2 separate regions of the Homo sapiens genome follow, and region 1 is linked to region 2. Evidence: chromatin loops called from intact Hi-C (ENCODE). Cell type or tissue: heart left ventricle. All regions are shown on one strand. Each heading gives the region's core, and the rest is flanking DNA. Links, peaks and the distances in the headings are about the cores only. Region 1 has its middle 9.5 kb from the start of GCM1. Region 2 has its middle 38 kb from the start of GCM1.

Region 1 (15,605 bases), core at 3,207-11,206, 49 kb before region 2:
TCGGCTCACTACAACCTCTGCCTCCCAGGTTCAAGTGATTTCTGGCTAATTTTTGTTTTTTTAGTAGAGGTGGGATTTCACCATATTGGTCAGGCTGGTCTTGAACTCCTAATCTCAGGTGATCCACCTGCCTTGGCCTCCCAAAGTGCTGGGATTATAGGCGTCGTGAGCCACTGCACCAGCCTATTGCTGTCATCTTGGTATCCATGTGTACTCAGTGTTTAGCTTCCACTTATAAGTGAGAATATGCAGTATTTGGTTTCTGTTTCTGCATTAATTCATTTATAATAATGGCCTCCAGCTGCATCCATGTGGCTGCAAAGAATATAATTTCATTGTTTTTTATGGCTGTGTATTATTCTATGGTGTATATGTACCACTTTTTAAAAAATACAACCCACCATTGATGGGCACTTGGGTTGATGCCATGTCTTTGCTACTGTGAATAGTGCTGCCATAAACATATGAGCGCAGGTTCCTTTTTGGTAGAACAATTTATTTTCCTTTGGTTATGTACCCAGTAATGAGGCTGCTGAGTCAAATGGTAATTCTATTTTTAGTTCTTTAAGAAGTCTCCAAACTGCTTTCTACAAGGGCTAAACTAATTTACATTCCTCTCAGCAGTATATAAACATTCCCTTTTCTCTGCAACCTTGCCAACATCTGTTATTTTCTGATATTTTAATAATAGCCATTCTGACTGGTGTGAGATGGTATCTCATTGTGGGTTTTCTTTGCTGACTTTTGCTTTGTAGAGATTGGATTTCACTATGTTGACCAGGCTGGTCTCGAACTCCTGGCCTCAAGTGATCGACCCGCCTCAGCCTCCGAAAGTGCTGGGACTGCAGGCGTGAGCCACCGTGCCAGGCCTCATTGTGGTTTTGATTTGTAACTCTCGATTAGTGAAAGATGTCAAGCATTTTTTCATGTTTGTTGGCCACTTGTATGTCTTTTTTTTTTTTTTTTTTTTTTTTTTTTCAGATGGAGTCTTGCTCTGTCGCCCAGGCTGGAGTGATATCGGCTCACTGCAACCTCCACCTCCCAGGTTCAAGCAATTCTCCTGCCTCAGCTTCCCAAGTAGCTGGGATTACAGGCATGTGCCACCACGCCTGGCTAATTTTTGTATTTTTAGTACGGACAGGGTTTCACCATGTTGGCTGGACTGGTCTTGAACTCCTAACCTCAAGTGATCCACCACTTCAGCCTCCCAAAGTGCTGAGGTTACAGGCATGAGCCACCATGCCCGGCCTGTATGTCTTCTTTTGAGAAGCGTCTGTTTATGTTCTTTGCCCACTCTTTAATGGGGTTATTTTGGTTTTCTCTTATTGGTTTGTTGAAGTTCCTAGATTCAGGATATTTGTCATTAGATGAAGAGTTTGCAAATATTTTCTCCCATTCTGTAGGTTATCTGTTTGCTCTGTTAATTTTTTTTTTCTGTGCAGAAGTTTAATTAGGTCCTAATTATCAATTTTTGTTTTTATTGCATTTGCTTTTGAGAGCTTAGTCATAAATTCTTTGTCTAGGCCAATCTCCAGAAGAGTATTTCCTAGGTTTTATTCTAGGATTTTTATAGTTTGAGGTCTTGCATTTAAGTCTTTAATCCATCTTGAGTTAATTTGTGTACATGGTGATAGGTAAAAGTCCAGTTTCATTCTTCTTCATATGGTTAGCCAGTTTTCCCAGCACCATTTATTGAATAGGGTATCCTTTCCCTTAGTGATTATTTTTGTTGACTTCATCAAAGATCAATTGGTTGTGGGTGTGTGGCTTTTTTTCTGTGTTCTCTATTCTGTTCCATTGGTTTGTGTGTCTATTTTTGTGCCATGCAGTTTTGGTTACTATAGCCTTGTAGTATAGTTTGAAGTCAAGTAATGTGATGCCTCCAGCTTTGCTCTTTTTGCTTTGGATGGCTTTGACTATTCATGTTCTTTTTTTAGTTCCATATGAGTTTTATTATTTTTTTCTAATTCTGTGAAAAACCGTGGTTGAGCCTGGTGGCAAACACCTGTAATCCCAGCACTTTGAGTGGCTGGGGTGAAAGAACCTCTTGACCCTAAGCGTACAAGACCAGCTGGGCAACATTTTGTAGAGACTTTGTCTCTACAAAAAAAAAAAAAAAAAACAACAAAAAAACTGTTGGCCAGGTGCGATGGCTCACGCCTGTAATCCCAGCACTTTGGGAGGCCGAGGTGGGCGGATCACAAGGTCAGGAGTTCGAGACCAGCCTGGCCAACATGGTGAAACCCCGTTTCTACTAAAAATACCAAAATTAGCCAGGCGTAGTGGCAGATGCCTGTAATTCCAGCTACTCGGGAGGCTGAGACAGGAGAATTGCTTGAACCCAGGAGGCAGAGGTTACAGTGAGCCGAGATCGTGCCATTGCACTCCAGCCTGGGCAAAAAACCAAGACTCCATCTCAAAAAAAAAAAAAAAAATTGTTAAATTAGTTGGGTGCGGTGGCATGCACCTTAGTCCTAGCTACTCAGGAGGCTGAGGAGAGATTGCTTGAGCAAGGGAGGTCGAGGCTGCAGTGAGTTATGATCACGCTACTGCACTCTGGTCTGGGCAACAGAGCCAGTCTCTGTCTCAAAAAAACTTATGTTGGTAATGTGATTGGAATAACATTGAATCTGTAGATTGCTTTGGGGATATGGACATTTTAACAGTATTGATTCTTCCAATCCATGAACATGGAATGGTTTTTCCATTCATTTGTGTTGTCTCTGATTTCTTTCAGCAATGTTTTCTAGTTCTCCTTGTAGAGATCTTTCACCTCCTTGGTTAGATGTATCCTGAAGTGTTTATTTTATTTTATTTTATTTTATTTTATTTTATTTTATTTTATTTTATTTTATTTTATTTTATTGTGGCTATTGTAAATGGGATTGCTTTCTTGATTTGGTTCTCAGCTTGAATGTTATTGGTGTATAGAAATGCTGCTGATTTTTGTATGTTAATTTTGTATTCTGAGGCTTTACTAAAGTTGTTTTTCATGTCTAGGAGTCTTTTGGCGGAGTCTTTAGGGCTTTCTGGGTATCAAATTATATAACCAGTGGAGAGAAATAGTTTGACTTCCTCTTTTCCAATGTGGATTCCTTTTATTTTTTTCTCTTGCCTGACTGCTCTGTCTAGGACTTCAAGTACTATGTTGAATAGGAATGGTGACAGTGGGCATCCTTATCTTGTTCCAGTTCTTAGGGGGAGTACCTCTAACTTTTGCCTGATCAGTGTGATGCCTAACACTATTTTACACTGTTTTACAGTTACTCTAGCAGGGTTTTGGGAAGGAGGGGAAATGAATGTGTGTGAACAATCTGTCATTTTTAACCGGAAGTTCTAAGTAGGCAAGTTTTCATGAGGAAACAGAGGGTGGGGCTTTATCTGTGAAGAGGGCTCAGATGGTGCATCAGAGGGCTGGGCATACTGGGCAGCTTGAAAGTATAGAGCCCCTGAGTAAAGCTGAGAAAGGTGCCTTCCAAGGATCTGCAGAGAGGAAACCCAAGAAGGCTGGAGCACTCAAAGAGCACTCGTAATTTTGTTCTAGGTAATCCTGCTTGAACCAATCATCATACCTATAATCAATTTAATACTTACCTTTTCTAAACTAAGCACAAGAATCAAAGAGCGATCAATGTTCTTCCTATCAAACCTATATAACCCCCTCCTTTCCTTGTCCCTTTTTGTTGGTTTTCTCTCATTTTGCAGGGTCTTTCACAGAAGTTGAGGTCACTTTATTATTTTCTAAATATATGTTAGTAGGCCTGATCTCACATAAACATACCTTCATATTCGAAAATAAGTATTTGCTCTCAGGGAAACTGTCACATAAAATTGTATGATCACTGCGTGCAGAGGCTCACCTCTGTAATTCCAGCACTTTGGGAGGCCAAGGTGGATGGATCACTTGAGGTCGGGAGTTCAAGACCAGCCTGGCCAACAATGATGAAACACCATCTCTACTGAAAATACAAAAATTAGCTGGGCGTGGTGGCACATGCCTGTAATCCCAGCTACTCAGGAGGCTGAGGCAGGAGAATCGCTTGAACCCGGGAGGCAGTGGTTGCAGTGAGCTGAGATCACACCACTACACTCCAGCCTGGGTGACAGAGTGAGACTCTGTCACACACACAAAAAAATTTCATGATCAGAAGGACCTTAAGATGTTGTCTAGCTTATATTTCTGTGTCTTAAAATGAAATTATACTTAGGAAGTGACTTCACATGCTCATTCACCACTGCTGAGAGATGGGAAAACAGAGGGACAGAGCTGGGAATGGCATTACAAACTTCTGTTGGTGTCCCTGCTCTCACATTGCCTGGAAATGAGCTAATGGCTGAGATCCTCAGCTTCTTTGTCCATAAGATTGCACAAATACTTGCCCTGCCCATTTTGTCAGGTTGTCGTAAAATCAAATGTGGTAATTTAGATGAAGATATTTCTTAATTGTATGCTATGCTGGTGTATTTATAGATAAGTTAATGGTGTTTTCCAGGAACTTTGCAAGGTGTAATATGGAATGCGCAGTTAAAAGTTGTACAGTCTCTGACCTTATGAAACTTACAATTTAGTAACATCCCTTTAGAGAGAAAAACAACAGACAAAAATCTGGCTTCATTTTTTTTTTAACGCTGGAATTTCCTTTTCAAACTTGAAATAACTCAGTGCATACTTCTCTGATTCATGCCTACTGCCATTAACTCTATTTTGTTTTTTTCTTTACCTGTGTACAGCACATTATATTAGTACTAGATTGTACTTCCAACAGTTTTCAGGAGTTGCTCTAATCTGCAAATGAAGGCTTAAAAAATTAAATGCAGTACAAACAACCCAAGTGTTCATCCATGGGTGACTGGATAAACTAAGTGTGGTATATACCTACAACGGGATGTTATTCAACCTTAATAAGGAAGAAAATTCCGATACATGCTACAAGCATGGATGGACCTCAAGGGCATTATGTTAAGTGAAATAAGCCAGTCACAAAAACACAAATACTATATGATTCCGATTATATGAGGTACCTACAGACATAAAGTAGAATGATGGTTGTCAGGGGCTGGGAGGAAAGGGGAGTTAATATTTAGTGGACAGAATTTCAGTTTTACAGATGAAAAGAGTTCTGGAGATAGACGGTGTTGATAGTTGCACAGCAGTGTGAATGTGCTCATTGTTACCGAACTTAAAAATGTTTAACATAGTATTATGTGATTTTTATTTTGCCACTTAAAAAAAAAGAATGAAGTACTGATACATGCTACAACATGGGTGAGCTTTAAATACATTCTGCTCAGTGAAATAAGCCAGATGCAAAAGATCACATATTATATAATCCACTTATACGAGATACCTAGAATAGGCAAATTCATAGAGACAGAAAGTAGAATAGTGGTTCCCAGGGGCTGGGGACAAGGGGGCAGTGAGAGATTGAGAGTTATTATTAATGCGTACAGAGTTTCAGTTTGGGCTGATAAAAAAGTTCTGAAGATGGATGGTGATGATGGTTGTACATCAATGTGAGTGTAATTACCGCCACTGAACTGCCACTTAAAAACGTTTAAAAGAGTAAATTTTATGTTGTGTATATTTTACCATAATAAAAAAATGAAGAAAAAGCTTAGAAATAAAATCAAGTGGCTGGACGCAGTGGCTCATGACTGTAATCCTAACACTTTGGGAGGCCGAGGTGGGTGCATCATCTGAGGTCAGGAGTTTGAGACCAGCCTGGCCAACATGGCGAAACCCCGTCTCTACTAAAAATACAAAAATTATCTGGGTGTGGTGTCATGCGCCTGTAATCCCAGCTACTCGTGAGGCTGAGGCAGGAGAATTGCTTGAACCCAGGAGACGGAGGTTGCAGTGAGCCAAGATCACGCCAGTGTATTTGTCTGGGCAACAGAGCGAGACTCCAGAAAAAAAAAAAAAAAAAAAAGAAAGAAAGAAGAAAAGAAAGAGAAGGAAAGAAAATGAAGTGTGCATGACATCTGCTACACAACAGTAAACACTCAGTACACTTGTGGGATGTGTTGAATTGCACTGGATTCCTACATACCAGTTTTTCAAGTGATTTCAAGGCTGAAATTATTCTCAAGCCTGAGTTTTCTGGACAAAATTTGAAGGAGTTAAAGAAAAGGTGACTAAAATTTCTTTCAATAAATCCTAAATTCCAAATATTACATTAGAGAAAATGGCAAAATCATAGGGACTACACTTTCAAGAGGAGAGTCCATCTCAGTTGAATTATATTCCTAGCCTTCTAAATGACTGGGATTTTTTCGTAAATGACAGCCTTTCCACTAGGAGGGATCTTGGGCAATCATCCGATCCAGCCCATGCCTTCAGGCTGGTAAGAGATCATCAGCTCATTTTTCAGATTAGGCAATCCTAGTGCCCAGAGAGGTAAAGCCACCTGTCTCAAGTCACACAGCAAGTGAGGGACTGGCATCCAGACTTCAGGGCTACTGCCTCCCAAGACTTGTGCTTTTTTTCTGTTGTCATGCTCTGTTTTATGTAACTTCTTTGGATCTCTATTTTTCTACCACATTCTAGAGTTAAGATATTAGCTATTCTAATCATTGTGTAAAAATTCTTTGAGTGTCCCAGGCAGTTGCTTATCTAGGTAAAGGTGAGTGATCAAAAAGCTTTTACAGGGGAGATGTCGTAGCTATCTGGAATCCAGTCCTAGATTCAGAGTATAAACACAGAAATCTGAGCATGTGATCTGGATGAACTGGTTAATCTTTCTAAATCTCAGGTTCTTCATCTGTTTCAAAACATGCCCAACTAAAATATTTTTGGGAGCGTTGAATGAAATTTGTGAATGTATTTGTATTTTGTAAAGCATAAAGCAGTGTTGTGGTCCAGGGAGTCTTGGGGCTCCCCAGACCCTTGCAGGAGGTTTCCGAGATCAAAACTTTTTTTTTTTTTTTTTTTTTTTAAGATGGAATCTCGCTCTGTCGCCCAGGCTGGAGTGCAGTGGCGCAATCTCGGCTCACGGCAACCTCCACCTCCCGGGTTCAAGGGATTCTCCTGCCTCAGCCTCCCGAGTAGCTGAGGTTACAGGCATGCACCACCATGCCTGGCTAATTTTTTGTATTTTTAGTAGAGTCGGGGTTTCACCATGTTGGCCAGGCTGGTCTTGAACTCCTGACGTCAAGTGATCCACCCGTCTTGGCCTCCTAAAGTGCTGGGATTACAGGCATGAGCCACCATGCCTGGCTATTTTTTTTTCTTTTTGGTCTCTTTCTGTCACCCCAGCTGGAGTACAGTGGTGTGATCACAACTCACTGCAGCCTTGACTTCCCCAGGCTCAGGTGATTCTCCCATCTCAGCCTCCTAAGTAGCTAGGACTACAGGTGTGCACCACCAGACTCGGCTAACTTTTGTATATTTTGCAAAGACAGGGTCTTGTCATGTTGCCTAGGCTGGTCTTGAACTCCTGGGCTCAAGCAATCCTGCCTGGGCCTTCAAGTGCTGGGATTACCGGTGTAAGCCACTGCACCTGGCCCCAAGATCAAAACTACTTTTATGATAATATTAAGATGTTATTTTCCTTTCTTTTTATTTTATTATTATTATTTTTTGAGACAGAGTCTCACTCTGTTGCCTAAACCAGTGTGCAATAGCATGATCATGGCTCCTTGCAGCCCCAACCTCCTAGGCTCATGTGATCCTCCCACCTCAGCCTCCCAAGTAGCTGGTACCACAGGCACGTGCCACCACACCCAGCTAACTTTTTGTAGTTTTTATAGAGACGGGGTCTTGCTATGTTGCCCAGTCCGGTCTCAACTGCTGGACTCAAGTGATCCTCCTGCCTCAGCCTCCTGAAGTGCTGGGATTATAGGTGTGAGCCACCACACCTGGCCTATTTGCCTTTCTTCACAAGTATGCAACAGAGTTTCCAGAAGCTATGGGACATGTGATATTTGTAACAGATCGAATGCAGAAGGAGATGGAAGATATCCAACTGTCTTCTAATAGGTCAGACATTCAAGAGATTTCGCAAATATGTTAAACATTGTTACTCTTCGCATTAATTCTTTTGGAGATAAAATATTTTCCAGAAAAATGTTATCTATGTTAAAATGTAATGTGTTGTTACTATTGTTTTAATTAATTAATAATCTAAAATCTGTTAAAATTTTTTCTTTTCTTTTTTCTTTTCTTTTCTTTTTTTTTTTTTTTTTTTGAGACAGAGTCTTGCTCTGTCACCCAGGCTGGAGTGCAGTGGCGCGATCTCAGCTCACTGCAAACTCTACCTCCCAGGGTTCAAGCAATTCTCTGCCTCAGCCTCCGAAGTAGCTGGAATTTCAGGCGTACACCACCCACGCCTGGCTAATTTTTGTATTTTTAGTAGAGACAGGGTTTCACCATGTCAGTCAGGCTGGTCTTGAACTCCTTTCCTTAGGTGATCCACCCATCTCTGCCTCCCAGAGTGCTGGGATTACAGGCGTGAGCCACTGCACCCGGCCTAAAACTTTTTTTAATTCTAATTTTTGATATGGTACATATTGTCAGATATAACCACATAGGCAAAGTTCTTTGAGGCTCTCAAAGCCTTTTAAGAGTGTAAACTGATCTTGAGACCAAAAAAATTAAGCACTACTTCTATAAGGTACCATATAAATAGTACATATTTTTACTTTGTACCATTGATTTTTTAAAAAGTATCACATTATTAAAAAGGGTGCATGCTTCTTATAGAAAATTTAGAAAATTACAGAGAAATATAAAAAAGGAAATAAACATTTTTATCTGTAATCCCATCATGCAAATAACAAGATACTTTTGTTTTTGTTTTTTTTAGATGGAGTCTTACTCTGTCGCCCAGGCTGGAGTGCAGTGGTATGATCTCGGTTCACTGCAACCTCTGCCTCCTGGGTTCAAGCAATTCTCTTGCCTAGGCCTCCCAAGTAGCTGGGATTACAGGTGCATGTCACCACACCCAGCTAATTTTGTATTTTTAGTAGAGACAGGGTTTTGCTGTGTTGGCCAGGCTGGTCTCGAACTCCTGACCTCAAGTGATCTGCCCACGTTGGCCTCCCAAAGTGCTGAGATTGTAGGCATGAGCCACCATGCCCGGCCAATATGCCATTTTTAAAGCATTTTTCTTAGTATTCTTTAATTGTAAACACCTAACCTGTAATTTAACCAGGCTTCAGAGTTTAAATTGGGGTGACATTAGGAGTTTTAGACTGTATTTTGCTGGCTCTAGGATCTACCTTCAGGACCTCATCTCTGTTCCAGGTATTTTAAATTTTGTCTTCAGTGGATATCTCCTATGTGCTCGGCAATGAGCCTTCTCAGTTACCACATAGCATCCACCCTTTTCTTCTACTGTTGTAGCCCTCTTTGGTGATGTTGGTTGCTAAGGTCTCAATGGCCTGCCAAAGGAGATACCTCGGTTGCCCTTGGTGATGCCATCTCCTATGGGCTGTGCTGGGCACCTCCACTGATGATAGGTAGGAGCTTGGACTATGGGAATGGTGGGGTCTATTGGAATCAGTCTTGGGTGTCTCAAAGCCTTGCTGTGGGCAGGGCCTCCCTCCCATTGATAGATGTTTTGTCATATAGGTATTGATAGTGTGCAGTTTCACCGACAACATCTCTATTTCCTTGTCTTCCTCCCTTTGATTCTTGTGTCTTTCTAGTCCGGAGATAGGAGCCCATGGAAGGCAGGAGATGGGGCAGTTTGCACTCAGAGCACTGAATATCATCAGAAACAGCCCTCTGCTTTGATGATCAGGGCTTAATATTTTAGTACTTAGAGCTGGGTGCAGTGGCTCACGCCTGTAATCCTGGCACTTTGAGTGGCCGACAAGGGTGACCTGATCACTTGAGGTCAGGAGTTTGAAACCAGCCTGGCCAACATGGTGAAACCTCATCTCTACTAAAAATTAAAAAAAATTAGCTGGACGTGGTGGCAGTTGCCTGTAATCCCAGCTACTTGGGAGACTGAGGCAGAAGAATTGTTTGAACCCAGGAGGTGGAGGTTGCAGTGAGCCAAGGTCGCACCACTGCACTCCAGCCTCGGCAACAGAGTGAGATTCTGTCTCAAAAAAAAAAAATTTAGTACTTAGTACTTTATGGCACCAGTTCTCAAACTTTTCCTTTTTTGGTCTCAGGACCAGTTTTTACTATTAAAAATTCATGTGGACCTCAAACGGCTTTTACTTATATGGCTATCTCTATGTTTAGCATGTTAGAAATTAGAAAAAAATAATTTGAAATATTAATTTACCTCAAGTAAGAGTAACAACCCATTATATATATATATGTATGTATGTATATATATTGTTTTTGTTTTGTTTTGTTTTGTTTTTTGAGATGGAGTTTCGCTCTTATTGCACAGGCTGGAGTGCAATGGCGCGATCTCGGCTCACTGCAAACCCCGCCCCCTGGGCTTAAGCGATTCTCCTGCCTCAGCTTCCCGTGTAGCTGATATTACAGGCACGTGCCACCATGCTCAGCTAATTTTGTATTTTTAGTAGAGATGGGGTTTCTCCATGTTGGTCAGGCTGGTCTCGAACTGCCAACCTCAGGTGATCCACCCACCTTGGCCTCCCAAAGTGCTGGGATTATAGGCGTGAGCCACTGCGCCCAGCTCAACCCATTATATTTTAGCATAAATAATATTTGTATGAAAAATAGCCAGGGTGGGGTAGCTTACTGCCTCATGGAAATGGTAGGATCACATTCCAGCTTTGTTTGGTCATGGTTTTTAAGTTTTAAAAAGTTGTTGTTGATTTCCCAGTTTGTAAAATTATTTAAGAAATGGAATCAATTCTGCTTTTAGCTGCATTTTTATTAACTTATAGGACACCCCATTTTTTGCCTTTTAGCACAAAACAAAAGGACAGCCAAGTATTTACAGGAAATTGGAAATAATCTACCACTGTGAATTTGGGAGCTTGTTTTTTATGTTTTCCTTTTTTGGGGTTGACTCTTGGGTTCATGGTTCATGATTCTGATGTTGCATATACATATGTTAGTCATAGTTTCTATTGGTAAAACAGTTTTCAAGTCTTATAATTACGTATTTTAAAGTTTCACAATATTTTCCAAAGAGGACCATGACATCCAGGAACATTCCCACAATCATCTAGGGATTTTAACAGTCATCCAGGCTTGTCTTGTCTGCCCAGAGATTTAGAAAGAGAACACTTCTTGTTTCTCAGAACAGATACAGCTCAGCATCCAATTTAAGATGATGCAGTTTGGTCTTGAGCACTGAAGTAAATACAGAACTTGTAGAAACTCCGCATGAGAGCCATGAATGGCTTCCAAATTGAGAAACCCTAAAGGAAAAATTCAAAGTTCAGTTTTACACAACACAGAAAAGTGATTTGATTACCTGCTTTAGCAACTGCGCGTGCTGGGTAGGTGTAAACTGAGGCCTACAATGACTATTCCCTGTGTCCTGCACATTGATTCCAGTGAGACACGACAGAAAATTTTCCAATTTTAAGCAGTGTCAGAGAAGTCACTTTTGATGCCCACTTCCTTTCATTGAAGTATCAATGAAAAGGAGAGTGTTTTACTTTGAAATCTGCGTGAGATGTAGGCTTACCTAGATTAGGAGGGTGGGAAGTGTGTTAGTAGATCTCTCATAGGGGTAAGTTGGAGATACCCAATTCCAAGGAATGAAAGCATAAAAGATATTTGTTGGGTCACATAACTGGAACAGAGAGGATTGGAGCTGGCCTCGGGCTTGGCTATGTTCAGTGCTCCCTCCTTCCTTCCTTTTTCCATCGCTCATCTCTTGTCTCCATTCTCTCAGATTCTGCCATGTGCAGCAGAGATGACCATCAGCAAGACTGAGGTCAGGCTTACAATTTGGCATCTGAGATGAAAGAGCAATTCCTCCACCTCTAATTTGGAAAATTCCAGGGAAAGACTGAGTAGGTCAGGCTCTATGTCAGAAGGGACAGAACGTTCTAATGGACAGCCTTGGGGGAAAGGCAATTTCCTAAAAAATGGTGAGGTAAGGAGGCAGGGGAATGTTGACACCAGAAGGGATCAGAATGTTAGATAGACATACTCTCCCACGAAGGAAATGACTTTTAACATCATTCTTCTCCAGTTCATATTTTTCCTTTGACCTATGTCAATTTGCTGATGCCAAAAGTTTGGTTACACCACCTTGTAAACATCAAGCTACTTTACCTCTCTGTGCCTCGGTTTCCTTATACTAATTTCATACTTATATAGCTTAATAATACCAGTACTCCCTTTAGCACATACGCTAAAATTGGAATGATATGGAGAAGGTTAGCATGGCTTCTGTACAAGGATGGCATGCAAGTCAGTGAAGCATTCCATATATTTCTTAATATATTCAGTAGCAGAGTACGATGACTATAGTTAATAACAATGTATTGTATGTTGCAAAATAGCTAGAAGAGAGGACTTGAAATACTCCCAACATGTGAAACAGTAAATACTCAAGGTGAGGGACACCCCAAATTCTCTGACTTGATCATTACACATTCTATGCATGTAGCCAAAATATCATATGTACCCAGCAAATATGTACAACAACTAAAAATTTATATTAATTTCATGAAGTGGTTGTGAGAACTAAATGTTTGGAAAAATGCCGGATACATAATAAATGATAAATAAAAGTCCACAATAGAATGGCTGGGCACAGTGGCTCACGCTTGTAATCCCAGCACTTTGGGAGGCTGAGGTGGGTGGATCACCTGAGGTCAGGAGTTCGAGACCAGCCTGGACAACATGACGAATCCCCATCTCTACTAAATATACAAAAATTAGCTGGGCGTGGTGGCATGCGCCTGTAGCCCCAGCTACTCAGGAGGCTGAGGCACAAGAATCGCTTGAACCCGGGAGACGGAGGTTGCAGTGAGCCGAGATTGCGCCACTGCACTCCAGCCTGAGTGACAGAGCAAGACTCTGTCTTGAAAAAAAAAAAAAAAGTCCACAGTAGAAGAACTGGGCAAATGGCTGAAACTAGATAGGGTAGATACCAGAAGGATAGAACTGTAAGTGTAGAAGTTCATCCATTAGGTAGAACAAGGTATCTTTTAGGCTGTGAATTGGAAACCGCAGGCAATAGTCTAGGCAAACTTGTCAGCCCTGAGAGTCTGGCATGGTCACCCCAAACCAAAGGCAGCACAATACTGCTCCCTCCCTGGTTCCCGAACATGTAGAAATATGAAGGTGTGGGTTATGGTTGATATTGTGACTGGGATGTTGCTGGCATCTTGCGTCTGGGAATTCTGTGCATGGGACAGTCTGACCCAAATAATTATCCTGCTTAAAATGCCTAAAGCACCACTATTGATGAAAAAAAAACCAGAATGATCTCAATAGGCAGGCCTCAGAGTGTCAGGGAATGCAAAAGTAGAGATACTGAGAAATCCAATCATTAGTGGTTGAGGTCAGTTACCAAGTAATAGGGCCTCTAGCCACCTGGCTTAAGGCAGGATTCCTGTCTCTAGGGGAGGAGGCACAGGGTGGAAAGAGTGATGTAGAACTCAGATTTTATAGGAGTGGAGACAAAGACTCCAGATGCTGAACACATAGGGCTCTTCATGCAGTACCGTGGTCAACAGGCATGTCTCTGAGTTCTACCCCAGCTCTGCTACTTACATTTCTGTGTAAAGCTATTTGTCTGAGCCTTGATCTCCTTCTCCACAAAGGAGGCATAATAAAAATAGTATCTATCTGATAGGGATGCTGTATGGATCAAGAGTGATAATACAGACAGGTGATTAAGCATGGCGCCTGATTCATTGTAAATGTGCAGTCAAGGGAAGCTACTATGATTATTGTTATTAATAACAATGACAGAGATCCAATTAGGAGAATTTGGCCAGGTAAGGTGGCTCACGCCTATAATCTCAGCACTTTGGGAGGCTGAGGCAGTGGATCACTGGATCCCAGGAGTTCGAGCCCAGCCTGGCAACACAGTGAGACCCTGTCTCTACAAAAAGTTTTTAAAATTAGCTGAGTGTGGTAGCATGTGCCTGTGGTCCCAGCTACTTGGGAGGCTGAGGTGGGAGGATAGGTTGAGCCTGGGAAGAGGAGGCTACAGTGAGCTGAGATTGTGCCACTGCACTCCAGTCTGGGGGACAGAGCAAGACCCTGTGTCAAAAAACAAAACAAAACAAAAACAATTAGGAGAATTTGGGTAATAAGTTGGGACCTTGGCCTCAAGAAAGCAAAAATACCCTTACTAGTCTGGACATCATGTCACACCTCTATCAGAGTGTGAAGGCAGAGCTTCTCAGCGCCCTCCTGTGTCCGAGTAGGGTTGGTGCTTGGGACAAGGATGGCTGTGATGTTGCTGCTGGAAACTCAGCAAGTCTTTCTATGAGGAGAGGGAAAGTAGAAGATCCCAACTTGGCCGTGAAAGAACTAGCAGCCTCACTGGGGAGCCAGAACCAACACTCATCAACAATGAAAAGCAATAGCCTGATGTGGTGGCGGGCACCTGGAGTCCCAGCTGCTTGGGAGGCTCAGTGGGGAGAATGACTTGAACCTAGGAGTTTGAGTCTACCCTGGACCACACAGGGAAACCGTATCTCCAAAAAAAGCAAAACAAAACCAATCAACCAAACAAACAAAACAAAACAACTAAAGGCAATATCACGTAAAATAGGATTGCAAATAAAAATAATATCTTTTGTTCTATATGGGAACAAAAAGATATGGGAAAACAAAAGTTTGAAAGGACATGCCTGACATGTTAACAGTGGAAACCTATGGGAGATGAGAATATGACTTTTTTATAAATCATGAATTTATTTTGTAATTTAAAAACACTGTTAGATCCAAGTGATACAAGACAGCATATAATTCACAGTTAAGAGTTCAACATGGCCAGGCACCGTGGCTCATACCTGTAGTTCCGGCAATTTGGGAGGCCAAGGCAGGCGATTTCTTGAGCCCAGGAATTCAAGACCAGCCTAGACAACATGGTGAAGTCCCATCTTTACAAAAAATACAAAAATTAGCGGGACGTGGTGGTGAGCACCTGTAGCCCCAGCTACTTGGGATGCTGAGGCGGGAGGATCACTTGAGCCCAGGAAAGCGAGACCATAGTGAGCCATAATCACACCACTGTGCTCCAGCCTGGGTGACAGAGTAAGACCTTGTCTCAAAAAAGAAACAAAAGAGCATCACAGAAATGAGGAATCATGTGTTCTTGAATAGTGTGGGAAGCTCTCATAAGGAGGTGGCATTTTGGGGATCCTGAAGGGTAGACAGGGTTCAGATATATGGATGTGAAAAATACACTAGAGAATAGACCTAAGTAAGTGAATAAGCACAACAGGTGTGCCAGTGATTGACTTATTGCCTGTCGACACTAAATCCACTCTTTACTCCGCTTGTGATTCTGGACCTAGACCCTGTAGACATCCTCTTTCACCAGCTGGCATAATTTTAGGCTTTGTCCTGATACAATGTATCTGATGGATGGAGAAATGTCCTCCTGACCAACAAAGGGATTACAGAGAGGAGACCAAGACTGGCCAGATAAAGTACAATAAGATCAAGCAGGGTTGGTCAGGCGTGGTGGCTAACGCCTGTAATCCCAGCACTTTGGGAGGCCGAGGCGGGTGGATCACCTGAGTTCGGG
Region 2 (15,605 bases), core at 4,848-12,847:
CATACATATATATATATATATATATATATACACACACATAAGAGCATATACATATATATATACACAATAGAGCATATATATATATATATATATATATATATATATATATATATATATACATGAGAGCATATAAAACATATATATATATATATATAAAGGGCTAGCCTGGAATACATTCGTGTGAATCACGTAAGTTTATTTTTGATATCCTACTTCAGTATCCCTTTTGAACTCTTTTCAGGATATTCAACCTTATAATCACAGAAATGCAAGGGAAAACTACATTAAGATTCTTTTTTCACCTCCCAGATTAGCAACAATCCAAGATTTTGACCATACAGCCTGGTGGCCAGGTACTCTAATATACATTGATGGTGAGGGTATTCACTGGTACAACCACTGGCCTCCTATCTTCTTTCAAAATTCTTTTCATGGCTGGTCACAGTGGCTCACACCTGTAACCCCACAACTTTGGGAGGCTGAGGAAGGAAGATCGCTTGAGGCCAGGAGCTCGAGACCAGCCTGGCCAGCATGGCGAAACCCCATCTCTACTAAAATAAAAAAAAAAAAATAGCCAGGCATGGTGGCATGCGGCTGCAATCCCAGCTACTGGGGAGGCTGAGGTAGTAGAATCTCTTGAGCCCAGGAGGCAGAGGTTTCAGTGAGCCAAGATCACGCCACTGCACTCCACCCTGAGTGACAGAGCAAGACTCCGTCTCAAAAAATAAAAAATAAAAAAATTCTTTTCACAAGCACAGTCCCCATCTGTGTTCTCTTGGAGCCAATCTAGGTGTGTCCTTTCCTTAGGACCCCGGAACCTTCCCCACAGGGTTGTGTGAGAACTACCCTCCACTTCTGTGAAAACTATCCTCTCTGTTCAGTTTTCTGCTAAAGGTCAGAACGAGTTACCCTTGAAAGATTTAATGACTGTATCCTAGTAGGGGCCCTTGTGGGACAACAATTTGGGCCTGGAGGGACTTGGATGGAAAGTCTACCTTAGCAGGATGCTGAGATATGCTAGGACCGGGGGGTGCTTTATGGGCACTCCATCACACTGGCCCTGCTTATTTTCTAGCTAGTGGTTCACATTTACTAAGCATCTACTACATGCCAGGTTCTGTTTTAAGGACTGTATATTCATTAACCCAGTTAAGATTTACAGTAACACTATGAGGCTAGTGCTAGTATCATCACTCCCATTGTACAAGTGATAAACTGTGGCTCAGAAAGAACTAATATTCCCAGGAGCATTTAGTTCACAGTTTGACAAAGCCAGGATTTGGACCCAGGTAGTTGTGTTCAAAGCTGACGTTCCCTCAAAGCTCAATGATGTCCAAAACCTTTGGAAGGGGGAGGAATTGCTCATGCGTAAAGGAGAAGTGCATACCTCCAACAATTGCTCTGACACCATTAGGGTGTAAAGCATCAGCACTTGGCTACCTCACCACCTGCTCCTAGTCACCAGTACTCAGCAATCTCTCCTAGAATAGGGGCAGACCCTCTCCTTTTCACACACAACTGTTCCCAGGGGAGTCCCACTGCAGAGATGCTTGGGCCGGAAGACCCAAGTCTGTGGCAAGAGTGGTGTCTGGGGTGTGCTGCCCTCAGAGTTTCTTTGAGGATCTGGGTCTCGGTGCTGAGTCTGGCCTTTCCACCATACTCCTTAGCAGTCATGGAGTTTTCCCCCTAGGATCCCCACTCTTCCTCCTTATAGCCTCACTTCCTGCAATCCTCCCCCACCCTTCTCAAGTCCCTCATTCATATTTGTACACACCTTTATCCTAGCCATGGAAGGATTTGATTTCACTCTTGTAGAGCTCCTGACCAACTGCAGGGCTCCCTGGCTCAAGAAGCCGAAAAAAGATGGACTGCTACATAGCAGGTGGAGTAGACTTCAGGGTAACTACCAAGTGACTAACTGTAACTGACATTCAAGCAGGTAAGCCTGAGGCACACCTGGGTTACACCTGTCACACAGTGCTTAGGGACTCAGACACTGTGGCCAGGTATGTGCTCACAACATCCAGTGACACTTACCTAGGTCCCACCATTAGGGCCCAGCAAAGCCCCCTCTGTAATACTTGGAAATAAGAATTCTTTACATTCCGTGGTATCCCCAAGGTTCCAATAAACACATACATTTGCATATCAGTTGTCACTCTGTCTCCCTCTGCCTGTTTAATCTACTAGAGTTGTGGTATCTCTGGCTGGATTTTATTGCTTCTGTAGTAGCAGAAGGCGCCAGGGCTTAGGATAGAGACATGGCACTCTGGGCTGAGGTAAAGAAATCTGGGCCTAGATGTGGAAACATGCTTTGCATGAGCAGAGGTCAACGGCTGACTTTAAATGATAGCTTTCATAGAAATGCTTGCCATTTCTTAGAAACCATCAAAGCTTGGCATTGTTTGTGTCACTAAGAAATTGTAAACAAAACACAATTTGAACCTGTCTCTCTCTCTCTGGCTTCTGGTTTCCCTTGGCTGGGCCACATCATCACAATGTTGATGAGATGTGGGCCACAGCTTGCTTTGGGCTACTGACTCTGAAAGATGCTGCCAAGAAACCTACAAAATGCTGGCCATGAAGACTGAGATCTCAAGCCTCACCTCACAAAATAAAGCCCATTTAGGAAGGCAGACAGAGTGGTGAGAAGGTCAGGTTTGGGTAAAAGGAGCACATGAGGATTGAGGATGGAACAAACAATCTCGGAAATGTCATTCACTGCTGACTCAGGAGTGTGATATCAACATCATGAACTAGAAAGGGCATAGGATTAAGTGCCAGGAGATTTTGTAGGGGAGGGAAAAAACTTTTTTCTCTATGCTTTTCAATTCTGCAGCTGTGGCCCTGGAAATTAAATTGACAAAAGCCATAATTACAGGAGAAAAAAGTTTATTTCATGGGCATGTAAGGTACCTCAGAGAAATGAAATGAAAATCCCAAAGACATAGTCAGAGTTGGAGGTGTATATACCATTTTAACAAAGGGCGATGAATTTCTGGAGAACTAACAAGACAAATGAAAAGGCAGTTGAGCTTCTAGAGGCAGGAAGTTGTGAGAAGGTAAATATATGGGGAAGCTAATGGAAGGTAAGTGTTATTTTAGTAGGGTTTGTGTTATAGATTCCTTTTGGGGTCATCTTTGGGATGAAAAGAGTCTAGAGTTATCTCTGGTGACTAAGAGTTATTCTGCCTTTCCTGGTATGAGAGAGGGAAGGGGAACACCTTCACAAAGAAAAATATATGCCCTGCTTTTAAGCAAATAGGGAAAAGTAGAGAGCCTTTCTGCAGTCTGCTCTTTCCCAGTTGCCTTCAGCTCAAAACAATCCTTTTACTAAGGCAATACACTCTGATCCCTTTCAGTTTTATATAATTTATTGACAGTCTCTTTCCTGCTAGGCTGGAGGCACTTTGAAGGCAGGAACTGTGTCTATTTCACTCACTTTTGTATCTGCAGAACCTAGCACAGTGCCTGGCCCATTCATTTGACTAAAAATTAACAGATGAATGATTTTGAACATCAGCTTTGAGTACAACCACCTGGGTCCAAATCCTGGCTTTGTCAAGCTATGAACTAAATGCTCCTGGGAATATTAGTTCTTTCTGAACCACAGTTTATCACTTGTACAATGGGAGTGATGATACTAGCACTAGCCTCATAGTGTTACTGTAAATCTTAACTGGGTAAATAAATATAGAGTCCTTAAAACACAACCTGCACATAGTAGGTGCTTAGTTTGAGTTGCCCTGAGCCTCAGTTTCCTTATCTGTAAAATGAAGGTAATGATCTTGTCTTAGCGCTTCAATAGATGCCTTCCTCCATTGACTTACTCTTCAGCAGAGATTCCCATCATGGGCATGAGAATAAACAGAATAATCTCTTATTTTGAAAAAGTAGTGTAAGTGTAAACTATCTTTTCCTTTTTTCTCTCTCCCTTTTTTCTTAAACCAGGCAGCCTCTGACCCAGAATAGGTTTGGAGAGGCTCCCAAAATGTCTTTTCTTGACTTTCATGGCAGCTATTCCTCGTTTGAATGTTCCCAGGGAAATATGGCAACTGTGGGAGACCAGAATATGCCTCCTCAAAATAAGAGGATTGTTGAGCTGAAGATAATTAAGATGCAGGGGAGCTCTGTGTCTTCCCTTTGCTTGCCTAAAAGCAGGACAGAGATTTACAGAGACAAAAGGTTTTTTATCCTCCCTGTCTCTTTTCTTACCTAAAGATAAGATGTACATTCTTCATTACTGGAGACAACCCTTGATCAGCTCAGAGATGGTGCCAGAGGGACCTGTGAGCAGACTTTACTCCATTAGTGTTTGCCCATATATTTACCTTCCCATAGCTTCCCATTTTTGGAAGTCCAGGACTACTTTCCTTTGTCTTGTCACTTCTCTGAAATTTATTGTTCTTTATTAGACATACTATATATGGCAGACTCGTAAACACTGCCTTGAGTTAACTCTTCACTGAGGTTTCTCCCACGCGATGTGTCCTGTACGTGTTGATAAGCTGGACTGTTCTCTTGTTAATCTGTCCTTTGTTGCAGAAGTCTGTCCCAACTACAAACTTAGGAAGGTTGAGAAAGAGAACAGACCAAGAGACATTGCAGCAAACTACCAGTGATTATTTTCTCATTTTGTCTACTTCTGCGACACATGTTCTCCAGGGAGTTTGAAATGTAGGGACAAGCACACAGACACATACCACGCATCTTCCTAAGCTAAGGAAATTACACTGAGATCAGAAGTGGCTGGAGCAGCAAATGTCACACTCCAAATGCCACATTCACAGAAGCAGAAAGGACAAAAACAAATCGGCAGCCCATTTTTGCACAGCTGTGAGATGGAGTGTCTGAAAAATGTAGTCTTGAGATATCTCACTTGTGTTTTTATCAGAACACTTCAAATGATAGCAGCAAATCTTTGGCTTAGTGGAAAAAAGTCTCCAGAGTTGGAGTTAGATGTCCTGGATCCTATCTAGAGTTCACCCTTACCCTGTCTTTGGGCAAATCATGCTTCTCTGGGTCTCGGTTTCCTCCTTCAGTCTAAATGGCTATATGGCCTCTCATGGCCCTAACACTGTAAGACAATAATAGTGGTATTAATTTGGATTAGTCAAACAAGGGACAGCTCCCTCAGGGCATAACTTTCTGCTTCCAGGTGATGCTGGCATCCCTCCACCAGCACCTGGATCCACTCCCCCAGGAGGATGAGGGTGTGATTTGTACATCCAGCTCTCCTACCCTGAGACCTTGAGTGACCCAGGATGCAGCTAAGAGACACTGGCCATGCCCACAAAGAGAGCAGAGGCCTGAGAAGGGGCTGCAGAGAGACGGGAGAGTTTTGCTCTGCTTGCAGCAAGCCCAAGAACTTAATTTAAACCTAGTGAGTTAATCAGCTGCAGTCTTCCAGTTTAATCCCTTAGAGCCAAAGCTTTCAAGAAGCCTTGACAGTCATCTGGGACCTATAAGGCGCTGTCCTGGGTCATGGTGGTGGTGGGAGGAGCTGGGGCAAGGAGCTGGCAGTGGGGGGCTCTGCAGACAACTTGCTTATGATTTAGTAGGAGAGAAGTGACACAAGTCAGTTAGTCACAATTTTTCTCTGAAGCCTTCTGAGGTGTGGCACTGGCCAGGATGTGGTAGAAAGTAAACACAGGTGAAACAGAGCTCTTTGAGAGTGCCCTGGAGGCCCAGGGGGAGTAGATTGTGTGTAATTATTTAATCATTCATTGGCTGGAGTTAAACTGTGGAAAGCCTCCAGGAGGAATAGTAGAACTTCCAGGAGGAGCTGGAGGGTGGGGAAGGTGAGAGAAAGAGCATTCCAGATGCCAGCAGAGCAAAGGGGCAGGGGTAGGGAGGGGCTTTGGGTGTCCTGGGAACCAGAACTATTCTTGGCTAGGAGCAGACCTGGAGGAGGAGCAGGAGGCGAGCTGGAAAGGTAGGTTAGTGTCAAACCTGTACAGACCTAGAATGCAAAGTTTATTATTTGGGCTTTAACCTGCATACCAAGGGTCAAAAATTGGCCGATTCCACTCATCCTGCAGATGGCTTTTGTTTGACCTGTATCGTGTTTTTATTTTTTTCCTTTTAAACTTGAGTTTGGTTAAGCATACAACATTTCACAAACAACATGGATTTCCAGCTTCTCTTTAAAAATAGGAAGGTCAGGCCTTATAGAGAATCTTCGAACGGAAGCTGAGTAGCCGCTTCCCTTTCAGGCAAGAGACACAGGGTCTGGCTTGCCACTGCCTGCACACCTGGTCCACCTCACTCACTTGTGGTGTCCTCTGGACCTTCACAGGTGTTTGAGTTCATCACCCTTGCCAGAGACAGCAGGCTGTAGAAAGTTTAGAAGGTCACAACTTGTGGATAACAGAGGAAGGTTGTGCCTCAGACTAACCTGATGCCAGCGTTTTGATTGGGAAGGGGCGAGAGTACAGGAAGAATATCTGATAGGAAACTGTTTTATAGGTTCAAGCTAGAGGTGGTGAGGTCCTGACCCAGTCAGTGGCAGTGAATGAAAATAAAGAGGTGGCCTTATATGCAGAAGGAACAGAGGCTGCCCAGTGCTGTGCTTGGAGGGCCAACAAGCTCTCTGTCTCAGATTCATGCTCAACAAGCTTGAATCCCATGCTCTAATAAGAATACTACCTTAGCTAGGTCAAGGCTGCAGTGAGATGTGATCACACCACTGCACTCCAGACTAGGTGACAGAGTGAGACTCTGTCTCAACAAAAAGAAAACAAATGACCTTAGCTCTAGGTAGTGAATAATACTTTAACACTTTTATCCAATGAGATCAGGAATGTCATTCCCCACCAGAACCTTGTGAGCTTGGTATTGTGACTGTCATCCTCGTTCTGCAGATAAAGAAATTGAGACTCAGAGATGATCTATTATTTGTCTACAATCATTCAGCCAGCAAAATGGCAGAACCAGAACAAACCTTTACCCATGGGCTCCCAGTCTGAATCCATCTCCCTTGGGCAGGGTGTACTCGTGTGACACATAGCATCACTCTCTGTGCTTTTTAAAACTGCAAATACATCTAGGAAGGTAGGAGAAAGCACTTCACCTCCCAGTGATGGTCTGAATATTATCATTGGATCTATATTTGTCTAGAGGCACGCTAGCATTGGGGACAGAGTGTAGGCTCTGGAGCCAGCCTACCTAGATGTGAATCCCATCATAACCACTCATTGGGTAAGTTACTAAATATCTCTGTGCCTTAGTTTCCTCACTTTTAAGAAAAGGTGATAACACCCACTTTACAGGGATGCTGCAATGATTCAATGAGTTAATGTGAATAATGCACTTAGCACATAGAAAATGCTGTGTGAGTGTTTGCACATTATTTATTTTATTTTTGAGACAGAGTCTTGCTCTGTCACTCGGGCTGGAGTGTAATGGTGTGATCACCACTCACTGCCACTTCAACCTCCTGGGCTGAAGCAATCTTCTCACCTTGGCCTCCTGAGTAGCTGGGACTATAGGTGGGCATCACTGTGGCCAGCTAATTTTTGTATTTTTTGTACAGACAGTGTTTCGCTATGTTGCCCAGGCTGGTTTCAAACTCCTAGGCTCCAGTGATCTGCCCACCTTGGCCTCCCAGAGTGCTGGGATTACAGGCATAAACCACCACACCCATCTGTTTGCACATTGTTATCCACATTTTTCATAAGCCAGTCTGCAGTCCCAGGTTTTTTGTCATGAGGAGAGAATTGGAGGGAGGGAGTTACAGAGGAGTCAGGGGAGACATAACGTGGATGTGGCAAGAGAATTGGCACAACTCACTCCCCATGGTGTTTGTCAACAGGAAGACACACCAGCTGCATCCATCTGGGTTGTTATCTGTGGTGGAAAGTGAGGGGAAGGGATAAAATGGGGGTGGACCTTTCTTTAGACCTCCCTACCAGAGGGTCAAGCATGGCGCTAGGTATTTCTGAGCCAGCCAGAGGAAAGGGTTTGGGAGCTGATGGAAGTGCCAAAATGCAAATGTCTACAGATGCCTGAAGGAAGACTAGATGTCTGAAGCTTGCTGGGATAATCATGGGTGCCAAACTGCTGGTATTGTGCTGAGGTTAATATTAATACCTACCCTAGTGACACCATCTTCTAAAAACTCTGAGCTCATGACCTGTGTCCAGATCCCTAGAAGTGGAGGCATAGAGTTTGAGCAGTGTTGCTATACCCAGGAAGTCATGGCTATGGTAGGCAGAATGATGGTCCCTCAAAGATGTCCACATCCTAACCACTAGAACCTGTGACAAAACCTTACGTGGCAGAAGAGACTTTATAGATGTGATTACATTGAGGACCTTCAGATGGGAAGGCTAGCCCGGATTGTCCAGGTGGGCCCAATCTCATCACATGGGTCCTATTGTTCCTGGTGAGTCCTGAGGAAGACACCCTGCTCCTCTGACTCCTCATTGAGAGGCAGCCACCCCTCAATTCAGTCCTCTGAGTCCTGAAAGTCTTGTGGTCAGTTTCTCTGCACACGGGTAAATGCAACCACAACTCAGGCATTTATGAATGGCAGTTACTTGGGTAACTGAAAGGAGGTAGTTTTAATTTTGAATAGTCACTAATTGCAAAGGGGCCATCTTTCCAGAAAACACCTCCTTATCTTTTTGGTGAGTGTATCTACTGTTTCTCCTGCAGTGTTTGCACCATTCTGACAATTATCCCCTTGACAACATCTTCCCAGGACTGAGCAGAGAATTCCAAAGACTGTTCCAATGATCAGGAACTAGAGCTAATCTTAGAACAGCATCTAATGAGTCTTTCTTCCTCTGTATTCCCCCATCACCCCTACCAATCCAGGTAAATTGGGCAGTCACTGCCTACCTAGACAAACGTGGCCTGGCAGAGGGGTGGGACCCAAGGTTCAGATTTAAAGGCACTATCAGCAAAATCTCACTGTGTGTCCTCTGTGTCCCATAAATAGATTTGAAATAATTGCTTCATTTCTAGGTTGCAGGGAACTTTGCACAATTGATCTGGTGTAAACAAAGGTCTTGACACCTGAGGAGTAAAGAAATTAGGCTTTGAAAGATGTTTCTTAAACCGTGAAAAACAATGTTTCTCAAACAGTGAAATACTTCTCCACCTGCCAGAATGCATCAGAGAAGACTGTCACCAAATTATTCCCCCATTCAACCATTAGTGTTGCCACATCTATAAGCATAATGCATTAAATTTACACCATGCTCACAAATACTTTCCATTCCCCCACTTCTCAGCATTGTAGTGATCACCGTTTTTGTCCCCTTCCTCTGCCTCCCCCATCCTAAACCCTGCCAGTACTGCTCCTGGTGAGAAAGTGGCAAGGAGACACTAAGAACCCCTTCCTAACATACCAATGTCCCACAGCACGTATGGAGAAGGATGACCGGGGCACCCATTAGTCAATGATATATACTAAGCTAGTGAAAGTAAACAGTGGTTATCTCTGATGGTAAGTTTATGGGCAATTCCAAATTTCTTTTAATGCCTCTCTGCATTTGCCAGAATTGATATATTAATGTTTGCCAAAAAATGTGAAAAACTCACAGGTGCTTCCCAGTCTGCTGTGCCATTGGAAAATGTAGGAAGAAAAGACAAAAGAATATTGGCTGTCTCAGAAAGACTTCAGTAGGAATGGTACCAAAATTAAAAAGATTTACAAAAAAAAAAAAAAACTTAAAAAGATTAGGGGGAGAGCTGTACCATGCCCCTTCATGCAGCTGGCCCTCAGGGTACAAGCAACAAAGTGGCCACATGAGCAGCTGTTCTCACGTCAAGAGAAACCTGCTTAATGACAGTCTTGGTAGGAGAAGAAGAGCCTGTTCCAAAACTTGTTCTTTCTTAAAGTTAAGGCTCTTGATCTTTACTTTTCTCCTGACTCTTCAAGTTCTTCAGGATTATTTTTCCTAACTCAGAAGGTCTGCTTCAAATGCTGCTATTTCTTGTTGAGTTGGGGCAGGGGGCACGCAGGGCTAGGAATAGGAATTTGCTATTTATAATCTCCATGACCTCTATAAAGGTCATCTTTTCTACTCTATCATTAAGAAAGAAACAGGCTGTACTTTTTCTTACTCAATTCTGCTCAAGATTAGAGCTCTCAAAACAGATGTATTGAGACGTCATTCAGCAATTACAGGAAGGCCATTAGATTTTTGGAAGGAGCATTACTTTGTGGGACATTTAAGGCTTTCTTGCTCTCGACCATTTTGGCTGTTTCCAAGCTAGTGTTTTTCTGTTTGTTTGTTTGTTTTTTTGAGATGGAGTTTCGCTCTTGTTGCCCAGGTTGGAGTGCAATGACATGATCTTGGCTCACTGCAACCTCTGCCTCCCAGGTTCAAGCGATTCTCCTGCGTCAGCCTCCCAAGTTGCTGGGATTACAGGTATGCGCCACCACACCCAGCTAATTTTTTTATTTTTTAGTAGAGACGGGATTTCACCATGTTGGCCAGGCTGGTTTCTAACTCTTGACCTCAGGTGATCCACCAGCCTCGGCCTAAAGTGCTGGGATTATAGGTGTGAGCCATCGCGCCCGGCCCAAGCTACTGCTTCTTAATCGAATGTTTCCAAAGACAAGGTTGGGCATTTGCTTTAATTTTACCTTATACTCTGTTGTGCTTCCCATCTCCTCCTGCACTTTAACTCAGGCTCTGTGGACTGACTTAGGGTTTCCCAATATTCAGAATTTTCTCTTGGCTCTTAGAGGCAATTGCTCAGGCCCTTTTGACTACTGTTGTGGGGCTGCTCCTGGGTAGGGTTAGGAAATCATTGAAATTTGCCTACATACTATCAAGATTTCCCACAATCTCCCAAACCTTCCTATTTGCATCAGTCTTTGGCGCATCACTACCTTTCATTTATTTCCCCTAAGCTACCCAAAGCCTGAGTGCTACTCTAGACTTGCAAATTCTTTCCTGTATTAAGGGCAGTCTCATCCGCTGGTGGGTGAGGAACACAGGGTAACTATTTGGCATACTTGCCTCTGCTTCCCAATCCTGTGCCCAGAGCAGGCATCGCTGATCAGTCAGCCATGGCACGCATCCCTACTGAGTTGACTCAGCAGCAGAATATTTCTTAACCAGCACTTCAGACAACCACTACCAATGGATCAAGCCCAGCCATTGATTTAAGTTGAAGCTTAACTTGCTGTAGTGTAAAGGGATTGCTCCTATAAACTACATAGTTGAAATGGCTCACAAGTACAGTCTTAGGGTTGTTGTTTTGAGATTTATGATTTTAGAGTCTGCTTTCTGGCATCTCCCAGTCATTGGTCCCTTCTTAGTACAGAGCTATTTTCTCAACTGACCCTAAGTGTTACTGTCCTTTTAGATAATAATAGATTCCATATGGAGAGCCTATTATGTGCTGGGACCTAACATCTGTAGTATTTATTGCCATAGCAACCCTGCAGGTAGTTTTCATTATCCCCAGTTTACAAATGAGGCTCCAGGTGGTAAGTGACTTTGACTAAGTAGATGCTGGTAAGGGTGGGTGTTCAAACTCAGGGCTGGCTAGGCATAGTGGCTCATGCCTGTAATCCCAGCACTTTGGGAGGCTGAGGCAGGCAGATCACCTGAGGTCAGGAGTTCAAGACCAGCCTGGCCAATATGGTGAAACCGCATCTCTACTAAAAATACCAAAAAATTAGCGGGGCATGGTGCCCCTCTAGTCCCAGCTACTCAGGAGCTGAGGCAAGAGAATCCCTTCAACTCAGGAGGCCACGCCACTGCATTCCAGCCTGGGCGACAGGGTGAGACCCCATCTCCAAAAAAAACAAACAAAAACAACTAAAAACCCAGGGCTATCTAACCCCAAAGTCCGGATTCTGTCCACTGTTTTATGATACTTCCCTACTTCTCCTGTCAAATTCTGAGTTAGAGGAAGGCCTTACTCGTTCATGTCTGGGTAGAATATGATTCTTTCTTATTCAGGTCCCCAGGGACCTAAAGGAATCATGTTTAAGATTTAAAGGCTCCAAAGCTGAAAGATCCAAAGCTGAAAGATCTGTAGAGGCCTCAGTGTTGGTAGTTCTCACTTGCTCTGAATGGTCCTAGCATCTACTAGGTTTGAATTGGGGGCACCCAGGCAAAGAACTCCTCTGACACAGTGTTGGTAGAAGCCACAGAAGTCTTCCCTCCACTGCAATGGTTAACTATAATGATCTGATTGGGAATCAGCTCACATTTACTGAGTATCTGCTAGGGTCAGGATCTGTGCTAGGTTCACTGAGCTCATGTCTTCTGACCCAGTTTGTGGTCTTTGCACCACACCATGCAGTTGGCTCTTTATATCGCAGTGCTCAAAATACATCCACTCCTCTAGGAGATAGTGCAGAGGTACACACCCCTGTTGGGGATGAAGGAACAAGCAAAGAGAGGAGACTTTGCTTTTAGCTACACACTTCAAAGACATACAAACTATAAGGCAAAGAAAGATATCTCTCTGCAACTGTCCACATTAATTTGGGATTATAGGTCCAGGCCTGGAGGAAATTAGCTAGTCATTAAAGAAATCAGATGGGAATAAAGAACAGATCATGAGAAAAGTAGAAACTGTTATCTGATATGGATTCACTTTTTTAAGCTGTTGGGAATTCCTGGTACTAAAGCCTCTGTTAGCCAAATGCAGAAGTCAGTGAGCATTCCGAGGGACTTCAGAATCCAGTGCAGGGCAACAGATACATTGGACCCTTCTGCAAAGTGGTTTTCCTGGTAAAATCATGGAAATTAGTGAGGTCTAATCGTCACTCTACTCGTCACACACTAGGAAACACCGCTGGTATTTTCTTCTCTTCTATAGAGGAAGAAAAATAGCCAGAAAAGAATGGATAACCTTCATTCTGAGTTACATCTGACAAAAAGCCAAATGTAGGGCACTGGCCATGCCTTGAGTATAGTGACCATCCATCCCAGTTCGCTCAGGAGCCTCCCGATTTATGCTTGCTGTTCCAGTGCAATTACAAAAAAAACACTACTCTTTCCTCTAAAAAGTGTCCTGATTTTGACAATAAATTGACTATTTGATCACCCTACTTATAGAGCAGGTTTCAACTTACTGCTCCTTTGGCCTGAATACAATAAATTGGGCTGGATGTATTTCCAGGACTTGAGGAAAAGTTAGTCTGCACAGAAAAGCCATTTCAGCAAAAGAAGCCTATGCTGCTTATGCAATCTCCACACTATCCTTCTTCAATCTACCATACACACACATGCACACCATGTCCAGAATTGGCCAGCATTCTTAGGATAGTCTTGCACAGTTTTCTGAATCTCAATTCTGCTGCTAGATATTTACTGGATTCATAAGAAGAAGGTGCAAATATGGAAGCCTTGAGTGGATTTAACAGTGATCCCCCAAAAACTCTGCACTGAGCATTAGACCACAGCAAGAGGGGCTGTGGGCCTCTCAAGAGAGTCACAAATCAGGCCACTTGCTTGTCAAATGGGGACAGGTTGGCCCCTCTTCTGGATCTCAACAACCCCAACCTCAGATACTATCCCAGGATCCCTTTCCTATTCATTCCAAATCAGGATATTCAATTTCCTCATGCAGCCAGGACAAACTGGCCAGATTAAAAAAAAAAAAAAAAAAAAAAAACAATGGCCAAGAAAACTGAGATTTCTGGGCTACTTGCTGAAGAGTTGGCATGGCAGGAGTTAGGGCACTGTCACAAAAATGGCATTTCTGTTTGAATATACACCTTAAATCTTAGATCCTGTCACTTGCAGCTTTGAAAGTCAGTCAGAAAGATCTGGGGTGTTCCTATTTTCTTGTGAATGTGAAAATCAGCTCCCCCTAACACTATGAAGAATAAGAGCAAAAACAAAAAGGCTGGGACAAGAGTGTCACCTAGTGACAAAAGGATGCTTTTGTTAGTTTCTTCCAATAGAGCATCAAGAGCCCATGAAATGTGTCCAGTGCTTTATAGGGATCCTTTTATCTCATGTTCACAACAGAGAGGTGCTTTGGAATCAGAGATTTAAAAGAAATGGACCCTGTCCTCAACCACAGTTTGATGGAGGGCATTCGCATGTAAAAACAGAATTAAAATGGAATGTGATAACTGCTGGGATAGAGGCAATGTGGAATATTTTGGAGACAGACAAGGGACACCTTCTGGTGGAATCAGGAGAAGTATACATAGGTACTGAGCCTAACAATTAATTGGGTATTAGCTCCCTGCTCGGCTTACCTATCCCTATGCCAATTACACAAGGAGAGAAACTGTGAGGTTGAACTTGACACACACCATCCATTGACTCTCTTTCTTATGATGTACCCCTTGGTTGATGGCTGCGCTGTCCATTACAGTAGTCACTGGTCACATGTGGCTATGAGCACTTGGAACATGGCTAAGCCAGTAGAAGTGTGCTGGAAGTGTAAATTACACTCCAGATTCCAAAGATTTAGAATTTTTTAAAGTGTAAAAAAATCCCATTAGTAATTTTTATATTGAGTACGTGTCAAAATGATACTGTTTTGGATAGTACTGGATTAAAATAAATTATTAAAATTAACTTCACCTTTTTAATAAAAAAATGGCTCTAGAAACTTAAAAATTACATATGTGGTTCAAATTATATTTCTAGTGGGCAGCGCTGGTCTAAGCTCCAGTGGGAATTGTAACATATTGGAGTTTTGATGTTATTTCTTTAGAACTGGACTCTACTCCTGGCTCTGGCTATGAGAAAGCATTCTGGAGTTAGCCTTGCTCCACTACTCAGTAACCAGGATGAGCTTGACAAGTTTATTTAAACTCTCTTAACCTGAAATTTCTTATTTATAAAATAGGAACAATAATACCTGTGTGTTGTGAGCACAAATGAGATAATCCATATAAAAGAAGGCCTTCTGCCCCATACTTAACACATAATCTCTCAAAGTTTTTAAACAACTTTATTATTACTTGCATATAATTTCTTTCTTTCTTTCTTTTGAAAACAGGGTTTACTCTGTCACCCAGGCTAGAGTGCAGTGGCGTGATCTTGGCTCGCTGCAGCCTCCACTTCTCGGGCTTCTGAATAGCTGGGACTCCAGGCACGTACCACCATGCCTGGCCAATTTTGTTTTTATTTTTTCTAGAGATGAGGTCTATGTTGCCCAGGTTGAACATATAAGTTCTTGATTCTCTGCATTTTTAAATTAACAAATAATGGTACATGTTTGTGGAGTACAATGTGATGTTTTGATACATGTACACATTGCAAAATGAGCAAATCAGACTAATTAACGTATCTATCACCTCATATACTTATCCTTTCTTTGTGGTGAGAACATTTAAAATATGCTCTTTTGGCCATTTAAACATATGCATTGTTAATAACTACAGTGACCATGTTATGCCACAGATCACTAGAATGTATTCCTCCTAGCTGAAACTTTACATACCCTTGAACTAATATCTCTGCTTTCCCCATCCACCCTTCCCTCCAGCCCCTGGTAACCACCACTCTACTCTCTTCTATCAGTTTGACTTTTTTAGATTTTACAAATAAGTAAGATCATGCAGTAACATCTAAGTTCTTAATAAACATTATTAAGACTAGAATTTACTGAGTGCTTACAACTGCCAGGCCCTCTGCATGAATACACGCCTTTAATTTGTG

The links. A loop is a pair of places that touch in the nucleus more often than their neighbours do. Peaks named below come from ENCODE experiments on the same cell type or tissue, not always from the same donor. Only the 100,000 strongest peaks of a DNase experiment are listed, where the experiment ranks them.
Region 1: a loop joins it to region 2, with 10 times the contacts of the local background. A loop is called at or near these places in 9 of 110 quality-filtered maps.

The regions. Positions count from the first base shown.
Region 1 is chr6:53,150,515-53,166,119 of GRCh38, reverse strand. It overlaps the pseudogene RNU6-464P. Among named protein-coding and RNA genes, the nearest start is that of GCM1, 9.5 kb to the right of the region's middle. In heart left ventricle, for the core only: no CTCF peak of the experiment used is centred there; no DNase peak of the experiment used is centred there.
Region 2 is chr6:53,102,715-53,118,319 of GRCh38, reverse strand. No RefSeq gene overlaps it. Among named protein-coding and RNA genes, the nearest start is that of GCM1, 38 kb to the left of the region's middle. In heart left ventricle, for the core only: no CTCF peak of the experiment used is centred there; no DNase peak of the experiment used is centred there; H3K27ac peaks cover 206 bases.